Regions from separate parts of the Homo sapiens genome. Here region 2 is linked to region 1. A link is a loop called in an ENCODE intact Hi-C map of the cell type or tissue named here. Cell type or tissue: HCT116. All regions are shown on one strand. Region 1 overlaps HMGA2 (high mobility group AT-hook 2). Region 2 overlaps GRIP1 (glutamate receptor interacting protein 1).

The links. A loop is a pair of places that touch in the nucleus more often than their neighbours do. Peaks named below come from ENCODE experiments on the same cell type or tissue, not always from the same donor. Only the 100,000 strongest peaks of a DNase experiment are listed, where the experiment ranks them.
Region 2: a loop joins it to region 1, with 3 times the contacts of the local background. A loop is called at or near these places in 1 of 110 quality-filtered maps.

The regions. Positions count from the first base shown.
Region 1 is chr12:65,952,568-65,957,567 of GRCh38, forward strand. The region is part of intron 4 of HMGA2 (high mobility group AT-hook 2); the gene reads left to right. Among named protein-coding and RNA genes, the nearest start is that of HMGA2-AS2, 6.4 kb to the left of the region's middle. In HCT116, a CTCF peak has its summit at 2,122 (motif pointing right); no DNase peak of the experiment used is centred here; H3K27ac peaks cover 1,193 bases.
Region 2 is chr12:66,529,379-66,534,378 of GRCh38, forward strand. It overlaps GRIP1 (glutamate receptor interacting protein 1), which reads right to left. Exons shown (of 25, transcript NM_001366722.1): 5 at 453-536. Among named protein-coding and RNA genes, the nearest start is that of GRIP1, 150 kb to the right of the region's middle. In HCT116, no CTCF peak of the experiment used is centred here; no DNase peak of the experiment used is centred here; H3K27me3 peaks cover 336 bases.

The DNA.
Region 1 (5,000 bases):
CTAAGAGTGGGAGAGGGGTGCTAAAAAAAACCCAGTGTTTGTGCGTCTTTAAGCAATATTTAAAAATATATACATATAAACAAAAACTTGACATTTTCATTAGGAGAACCCAAATATATTTAGCCTCTCATCCTTTAACTGTACAAAAATCAAGAGAAAGTAAATTGATAATTCTGTGCATTTGAGTCAAAGGATGAGGCAGAGTTCACATTTGCATCACAGGCTGTGAACTATAGATTAATCACTTTATGTGGTTTGTTAATATTGATTCAGCCCTTGTGCTTAGTGTCATAGGGAAGATGAGTCAAACAAAGAAAAACAGTCACTGCATCTGAGAAATGTATTTATATGTATATGCCTGTGTCCTATCCAGTGGTATGCTGGAACCAGCCCTTGTGAGCAAATAGTGAACATCTCTTCTGAATTCTGTGTTCAGTGATGTCAAGTAGGTAGCTTGAAATCCACTATGGTGGGAGTATTTACACCATGGAAAGTGACAAATACTACAAATCAGGACTTTTTTTTTTCCTGAGGAGCAAGTAGTTAAACATTTACCTCCCCAGCATGGCCCCACCCTTCAGCGATTCTGTTTATTTGGTCTGGAGATCCATCATATTTTTTATGAACTCCCTAAGTGAGTTTAATATGCAACTAGAGATGAAGACACTCCATGAAAACACATGAGAAGATGTCTGAACATTTGTTGAGCAAATGACCACAGAATGTCAATGTGTATGGGACACACGGGGGATACAGATGAATGAGTGGAATGCCTCAGGTTATCAAGGGGATGATAAGACTGGAATTTTCTTGTTTTGTTTGATTTTGTTGTTGTTGAGTTGCAGAAGGGAAAACTGAAACATAAATTAAGGGAAAGAAATTACAGATGAGATGAATGGCATATAGAAAGGTAGAGAGGCAAGAACAAATACATCATAGGTGGAGATTATTAATATGGCTAGAACTGATTGCAAGTTGGACATTAATACATCAAGAAATAATATAAGTGAAATCACAGTTGTTTTTCCCAAGAGAATTCAGAATCTCAAAGAAGCCACAAGTGGATTGAGTTGATCTTCAAGGATCAATCTGGCTATCTTACAGACCCTGTTCCAGATTTGCCCTTTATAGGAGAGTTCAGACTCAGAATTATAAAAAAGAACATGAGCTCATTGGGCTACCTAATTTATATTGTGTAATGACACAGTGATGAATTATATAAACATGAAAACTACGTGAAAGTTCGTGGAGGATAATGTAAATTTTACACTACATTCAAAAGAATCTCTTCCTTTTCCATCTGTTTCTTTCAAAATACCCTCCCAGATGGCTTTCCCATGAGGCAATCTGGATTAACTCAGCCTCATATCCTTCCTTCAACAGCACTTTGAGGGGTTACATTCAGAATCGCTTTTGAGGTGGTAAAAATTTTAGCACAACTAAATATTTTACATCTAAAGAAAAGGGCTCAGCAGTGTGTAAACAGACCTACGTTTTTCTTTCTGGCCCCATCACTGGGCTAATTAATTTCTCTTTGCTCTATTTATCCATCTAGGAAATGGGATAATAATAATGCCTTTTCCCTTACTCCCAAGAACATTACAAGAGATGCATAATTATATAAATTCCAGGTAGCATTATTACATTCTGACTTATTTTTGACTGTTAAGTTTTTCATTTCCAGAGATTTATAGTCTCAAAAATTCTAGAATCCTGATTTATTCCAAAGTACTTCCTCTTTGACGTCAAGTGTTTTCATTGAATGTTTTTTAAGGCAGGAATTTTTTAGCTGGAGGAAATTTTCTAGTAATTGCTCCATCCTACTGTTAGGGCTAAAGCATTCAGAATCATCTTCCTAGCATTTATGTCACACGTATACAGAATTACAAAGGCTCTGTGGTGAAGTATCCTCATACTGCCCAATGCTGAAGTCTCCTCAGAACTTCAAGAATGGCCCTTGTTGAACCTGGGGTACAAAGCAGCAGAGTTTATTCTGAGGAGACAAATTCAGAATTATGATAAATCTCAGCACCTGCATACGCACTTGTGTTTGTGTATACAAGTACATGCATCTAGAGAGAAATGAAAAGTGAAGGACCACCCTGTTGCAGGGGTTTGTGTTTGCGAAATCCACCAGGTGTCATCAGCTGCAAACATCAAGTGTGTCCCATAATCCTAATGGGAGAGTTAATAGTCTCTTAAAAATCTAAAGGGGAAAATCTGTAATATGTACGTTAACTTTTTTCTAAAATTCCAAAACCAATGAAAACAGCTTACAAAATAACTCTACTATATTTCCACTTCAAGTGATAAACAATAAATTGAAATCAGCTAATTACAAATAAATAGAAATGAGGCTGGGTGCAGTGGCTCACACCTGTAATCCCAACACTTTGGGAGGTCAGGAGTTCGAGACCAGCCTGGCCAACATGGTGAAGCCCCATCTCTACTAAATACACAAAAATTAGCCGGGCGTGGCGGCGGCCATCTATAATCCCAGCTACTCGGGAGGCTGAGGCAGGAGAATCACTTGAACCTGGTTGGCGGGGGAGGGTTGCCGTGAGCAGAGATTGTGCCACTGCACCCCAGCCTGGGTGACAGCGAGACTCCATCTCAAAAGAAAGAAAGAAAGAAATAGAAAGCAGCTCGTTTTTTAGCAATTTGAGCAGTTGAATTCTCAGTCATATGAATTACATTCTTCAGTAGGAAATGGTGGTAGGTTTTTCTTTTTCTTTTTTTAAAAAAAGAAACACCATAAAAGTACCAGATTATTATTATTATTAGAGGGTGCTTTGTTACTCAAGTTTTTACTTTGATAAAAATAAGTGTCTCTCCAACTGAGATGTCTAAAAAAGTTTCGCTAGTTTATCAGGTATTTGATCGTTTATTGCTATTTCCCTTTTAAGGCTTTAATCTGAGACTTGAAGGGACTCCCTAAATGTAATTCAGACATTTTTCTCTCACCTTTCTTCTACCCAAAGGGAAAACAGGTTTTTAAAATCCTAACAGCTCTCCACCCTTTCAATCCACTTTCCCCATTGTTGTACAGCCCTGGCAAACGATGCCTCTGGCAATTAGGACAGGTATAAACCTGCTCCTTTTCAATTTCCCAATGAGAGAATTGCAAAGTTTTCAGTTTCTAAAAGACTGGAAACAAAGCTTTCTGTTTCAAAAAAAGAGTTTTTACTTGCAAGTAACATCTTCTGTGGGTGGTGTGCACCCGGGCAAAGAAATCTCAGTAAGCCTTGATTATCACGGGATTTCTTCCCCCTCAAAATAAAATGTTGAATGTTTTTACAGAGACTTCAAGGGCAGTTTTAAGGATGTTTATATTTCAGACAACCTAAACATTGTTTGGAGCAAAATGAGAGATTTCATTTTGGGACAAGCAAGTTGATGAATTGCAGTCAGCATCTCGTTCTCAAAGAAGGCATTTTTACTGGGGGCTTTTAGTCTAGACATACAAAGAGGGAAGGAGGAAAGGGGAAAGCATTCTCACTCTAACACTCGTCTTTTACATGGTACCTTGGCCAGTGCAGTAAATAGTTCATAATAAATCAGACTTACAAATACTCACTCGTCTACTCACTCAAGGAGCATAATGATTTATACTGCCTAAGTCACAAAGATTACCGATGTATTTATTTTCTTGCTTATGCACTTTCAAGCTAGTAAAACATCTTGTGGGCCAGTAAATGTTTAGTACCAACTGGCAAAACATGAAGAATCATATCAAAGGTTGCCCTAAGTTGCACGGTTTTGTTGTATAGGAAATACTTTTTGACTTAACCTCTGACCTCTGACATCACCAAGGTCAAGGGAAAAGGAGAGAGCAAAGTAGAAACCAAGGTTTAACCCTTAATAAAGTAGCTCAAGGACATAGAAGCACAGGGAAATTGGAGGGCAGAGGAAGCGTATCAAAATGATTATTAACTGTAAACAGATGAAGTAATTAGCTTAGCTAACAGTTGTAATACAGGAATATTGGCAGGATGAAGTCAGCGGTTCTTGGCAGGAAATGTTTTATAGAGATGACAACTTCTAACAGAAGTGAAAGAACATCAATCAATTTAGGGCAACTTATAAAACTCCAAAAAGCAAAATTTAGTGTTTCTGGACTTGACAAATTTGCTGTGAGAGTTTTTTTTTTAAGTATGACTGTTTCTGTGTGGGGAAGTCTGTGGATTAGGCTCAAAACAAAATGGCAGTGGCTGCCTGCATTTCCTCTTCATATTGCAGAATTTTCCTCTACATTTTGATGTGTACTGGATAAAAACCAATTGTTTACTCAATATATAATCTTTCTTCTTACTCTCCAAACTTGCTGACCCAAATTAATGTGGAACAAATAGCAACTGGCTTTAAAACCTGGTCTTTCTAAGAAAATCCTTAATGGTTGCATAGAAATATGTTGCATTGCCTCAGACACTTACATTCAGGAAATGTTTGCTGGACACTCAGATGTCTACAGAGAAATTGTTAACTTACTGTTATTGATATTTTTATAATCTTACTCAAAAGTCATAACTCAGGATAATGAAAAATGTTTGGTGCAATAATGATTAAAATCCACAAATATTCTGTTCCCTGGCCGCAAATACAACACCTATGCAAAATTTTACACATCTACAAAACAAAGGGAAAAGGTTTTTCCTAGTCTATGCCATTAATAAGCACATCTGGAATATAACCCTTAAGCAGTCTTTAATCATAATTTAAAGCTACTTTGCATAAAAATAAGAACATTCCACAACAGCTGTGGAAACATTGAAATAAATTTTCTTCTTCTGGGCCGGGCACGGTGGCTCATGCCTGTTATCCCAGCACTTTGGGAGGCCCAGGCAGAAGTATTCCTTGAGCCCAGGAGTTTGAGACCAGCCTGAGCAACATAGTGAGACCCCATCTCTATTTAAAAAAAAAAAAAATTACCTTCTTTTGAATACTTTGTTTATGCAAAAATCCTTTTGCTTTCTTTAGCTATTTTTTTAAATGCAGTGTTC
Region 2 (5,000 bases), 580 kb after region 1:
GAACCAGCCCAAATACCCATCAATCAACTAGTGGATAAAGAAACTGGTATACATATACAATAGAATACTACTCAGCCATAAAAAGGAATGAATTAATGGAATTTGCAGCAATCTGGATGGAATTGGAGACCATTATTTTAAGTGAAGTAACTCAGGAAAGGAAAATCAAATATCGTATGTTCTCACTCGTAAGTAGGAGCTAAGCTATGAGAATGCAAAGGCATAAGAAAGATACAAGGGACTTTCAGGACTCGGGGAAAGGGGGAGGGGGCTGAGGAATAAAAGGCTACAAATTGGGTTCAGTGTATACTGCTCGGGTCGTGGGTGCACCAAAATCTCACAAATCACCACTAAATAACTTATTCATGTAACCAAATACCCAAATACCACCTGTTCTCTGAAAACCTATGGAAATATTTTTTTTAAAGTAGATTTTTCTAACCAACACCTACCTCGAATTACAAAACCAAAGGTATTGCCTTCTTTATGTAATGTGACCTCCACTGTTCGGAAAATAACACTTGATCCTTGCACAGCTGAATAAAGGAAAGAGAGAAGGAAATATAACTTGTAAGTCATCATAACATTTCTAAATCATTCAATGTGGCATAAAATATTACAGATCCCTGTTGCAAATAAGTTTTGAGTAATAAGCAACAATTCCTTTTCAAAGAAAATGTTTAAAAAACTGTAATGACATAAAAATACCATAAAACAGTCATCTGTATAAGTGACTCATATAGATACAAGTGGAAACAAAATCATAGCTAGCTCATTTCCTTCTATATAGTTCGTTTCTAGATAAGAGGGGGATATTTACATTGTTTAAACTCTACCTAACAAGAGAGACAATATTTATATAAGTAGAATTGTTTTCCTTTTGTAAAATGCAAAAACAATATTTTTGTAACACTTGTACAATAACTTCTGTATTTATTTTTATTTTGCAGCTGGCACAGGAAGAAAAATTATCATTCTCAGATTGCTATCAACAATTAGGCTGATGCTAATAGATGTTCTGACATATAAATAGCTATTAAACTAAGACACAGCAACCCAGATGAAACTTAGAGGGCAAAAGAAATTCTAAGTGCATTTAAAATACTACTACTATCTAAGAAACTACAGATTGACTTAATTTTACTTGATATATTATGCTTATGTTGTGTTTGCATGATTATCACTTTCATTTAACAAAATGGAATTGTATTGTCAAGCTGCAATCTCTAGTCACATTACATACATGTATGATGGTATAAGGTATATGAAGGTACATTTACTAAAATATTCTGTAAGATTGCTTACAAGAACCTGTTGAGTCATTCTAGTTGTACTATATACACCATTTCTGCATAAAAAAACCCATAAAACTTCCACAAACTGGTATTTTATCATTATGCACAGAGAAATGTTTTTATTCATAGAGACTTGTAATGTGTAGGAGAATTTTAGATCTTTATTTTGAATTTGTACCTAGTTAATACCATGTTCATTACCAAGTAACACATTTTTTTACATTGCTACTAGATCCTGAAGGGTTTATTAGATAAAACTATCAGCAAAAAGTATACAGTCAGGCCAGGCGCGGTGGCTCACGCCTGTAATCCCAGCACTTTGGGATGCCAAGGCGGGTGGATCACAAGGTCAGGAATTCAAGGCCAGCCTGGCTAAGATCGTGAAACCTCATCTCTACTAAAAATGCAAAAATCAGCTGGGCGTGGTGGAAGATGCCTGTAATCCCAGCTACTTTGGAGGCTGAGGCAGGAGAATCACTTGAACCCGCGGGGGCGGAGGTTGCAGTGAGCTGAGATCGTGCCACTGCACTCCAGCCTGGGTGACAGAGTGAGACTCTGTCTCAAAAAAAAAAAAAAAAAATATATATATATATATATATATATATATATATATATATATATATATATATACACACACACACACATACATATACATATATACATATATATACACACACAGGCAGAATCCAAAGGCATTGTTTAAAAAAACTTTTCTTACAGAAATAGCAAGTAGTTTTAGGCTTTAATTACAATTATTTTTAATTATCAGAAATTCTGAACCCTCAAGGGAAGAAACATGATTAAGAAAAGTACACATTTAAATTCATAAAACTGTCCACTATCTGGCTGGGACATAAAGTACAATAAAAATTTGGATCGGCTGAAAAACAACATAAACCTACAGTTCAAAAATGTTTTGGTATACTGCTGATTTAATTAAATGTCATATTCTTGCTATCAGGGGAATTTCAGCTTAGACTAATCAACTAGGAACAGTACTCACAAACAGATGAAAGTGTTGAGGTACAGTTTTAATTAAACAAAAAAAATTGAGTTCATTCCAAATATTTTCTTATTTCCATGGCCCAACAAGCCACTTGAAGAAATTGGTTAAGAAAATGATTTTTTTTTTGTTCTCTTGGTAAGTGAGGAAAGGAAAGGATATGGAAAGAAATAATTAATAAGAATTTACTGTGTGCTCAGAACTCTGCAAAAATGGTTTACACATATTATTTCATTTACTCAATAAATCAGCTTTCAATGACATATAATTGAATTCTAATTCTGGGCCACCTGTCCTTTTTGGCTGGGTATCTGTTATGGGAATGCAAAGTACTGCAATTTTGATTTTGCTGTAGCTAAATCTTGCTGACTATAAAATCTTACAATCAAATTTAAAGTCAATATAAAGGCTCTGTATTTTCTACAGCTTTAGATTATCTACGCTATTGTTCTCCATCATTTACAAAGATAAATTTGAATGTTGACTGCGTTTTAATACAATTAATGAAATAGATTTGGTCTTTCTTGTTTTTATTTGCATGGCTGGCTCTTCATGATTGGGTTTTCACGTGCAGTACCAGACATCCTGCATTGCCATGTAAATTTTACTAATGACTCATACATATGTATGTATACACAAAGTTCCAATTAAGGTGCTTACCCAAAAGATCAAAAAGTAGGTAGAAACCAAATTCACAATGCAAAAATTCTCCTCGGTCTTTCAATTGTGCTGTTGTCCCTTCTTTCTACATGTGGATATTCATGTACTTCTACACAGTTATTTTCCTATGGTAGATGAGGTTTTTGAAATTACAAACTCCTTCCCTGCCTCCCTATTCCCTGTCTCAATAGGAGTTGTGAACTTTCCTACCTCATTATGCTGCACTTGCCCATGTGACTTACTTTTGCCACTAGGATGTTAACAGACACAAGCAGAGGCTGGAATTGCACTTACATGGTTGTGCTTGCCCTGTTTTCCCTCTGCCATTGCCACAAGAAGAGCGTCCTCCAGGTAGCTGCTGCTCCCTCAAACTGAATCCCAGAGTAAATCACATGGAGGAGACCTGAGACTCTTTCTCCCTCTCTCCTCCTCCACTTCACCACCACCACCACCACCACCACCATCATCTGTCTATTTTAGAACTGAGAAGTCAGAAGGCTGTCAAAGGGACATGCTTTAACACATTTATTTGAGTTAAAAATGACTCCTTAGGATAGAAAGGTCATGTGAGTTAGCTAATGGAGTAACAGTGAAGAGTGCCTTTGCCAATCAGATTATAGGGCAGACTGTTTTTCATTAAATGAAGTAAACCTGTAGCTCCAAGGTTTGCATGAAAACAGAATCTAAAGACAGATAAAACAAACAATATGCTAGGAATTGCATCCTTTCTAACTATTCATGCTTATGATAATTTTAGGTGTTAACTAAAAATGGATGAGAATTATGTAACATTTCAAAATTCTTTAAGAGTTAAGTGACCAAAAAATTTGAAGGCACTGCTCTAGACCAAATTTTTATTTTTATTATTTATTTATTTTTAATTGAGACAGGGTCTTTCTATGTTGCCCAGGGTGGTCTTAAACTCCTGGGCTCAAGGGATCCTCCTGCCTCAGCCTCCCAAAGTGCTAGGATTACAGGTGTAAGCCACCACAGCTGGCCTAGACCAGCTTTTAATACATAAATATCAGGCCGGGCGTGGTGGCTCATGCCTGTAATCCCAGCACTTTAGGAGGCTGAGGCAGGTGATCACCTGAGGTCAGGAGTTTGAGACCAGCCTGGTCAATGTGGTAAAACCCCATCTCTACTACAAATATAAAAATTAGCCGGACATAATGGTGGGCACCTGTAATCCCAGCTACTCAGGAGGCTGAGGCAGGAGAATTGCTTGAATCTGAGAGGTGGAGGTTGCAGTGAGCCGAGATTGTGCCACTGCACTCCGGCCTGGGTGACAAGAGCGAAACTCCATCTCAAAACAAACAAACAAAAATACATAAATATCTAAGATACAGGTTGGTAATATTCTCTCTAAACACAGTCTCAAAGAATCACATAATTTTAAAGTCAGAAAGAGCTTTAGAGCTTATATAGACCAATCATTTTATTTTCATAAAGAAACTGAATCTTAGAAAGGGCCAAGGTCAAACCAGTTTTCTTCTATCAGATTACACACACACACACACACACACTCACACACACACACACATACACACACTCTCTCTCTCTCTCTCTTTTCTGATTCTTTCTGAACTCTGTGGTTAGCTGAGACTCAAACTGCTGTGATCCTGAGATAGCTACCAGTCTTGGCCTTGGGTCGCTTGTCTTTTAGCAGTCAGTTCTCCTTATGGACCTTCAGGTGTGGATGGCCTGTTTCTGCTCTAGCTGTCTGAGCTAAGTGAAAGGGGAACTTATTAATTCCTTCAACCACTCTCAACTCAAGTATCCGATTACTTTCTTCAAATATAGTAGAAAGAGACAGATTATTCTTGGAGAATAGACCCCTTTTGATTTCCGTCACAACAATTCACACTTTTGTGTTTAAAAATATTTTGCCCCTTTTCCATCAGCTTTATTGTATGACAGGGAAAAAGATGGTACTGCATAATGACCAAGTCACGATAGGTTTTAACTCCTAAACATTTCTGATACTCATCTCCTTTAACTCTACTAATGCTATTTTTATTTAGGATATCACTTCTCTTTTG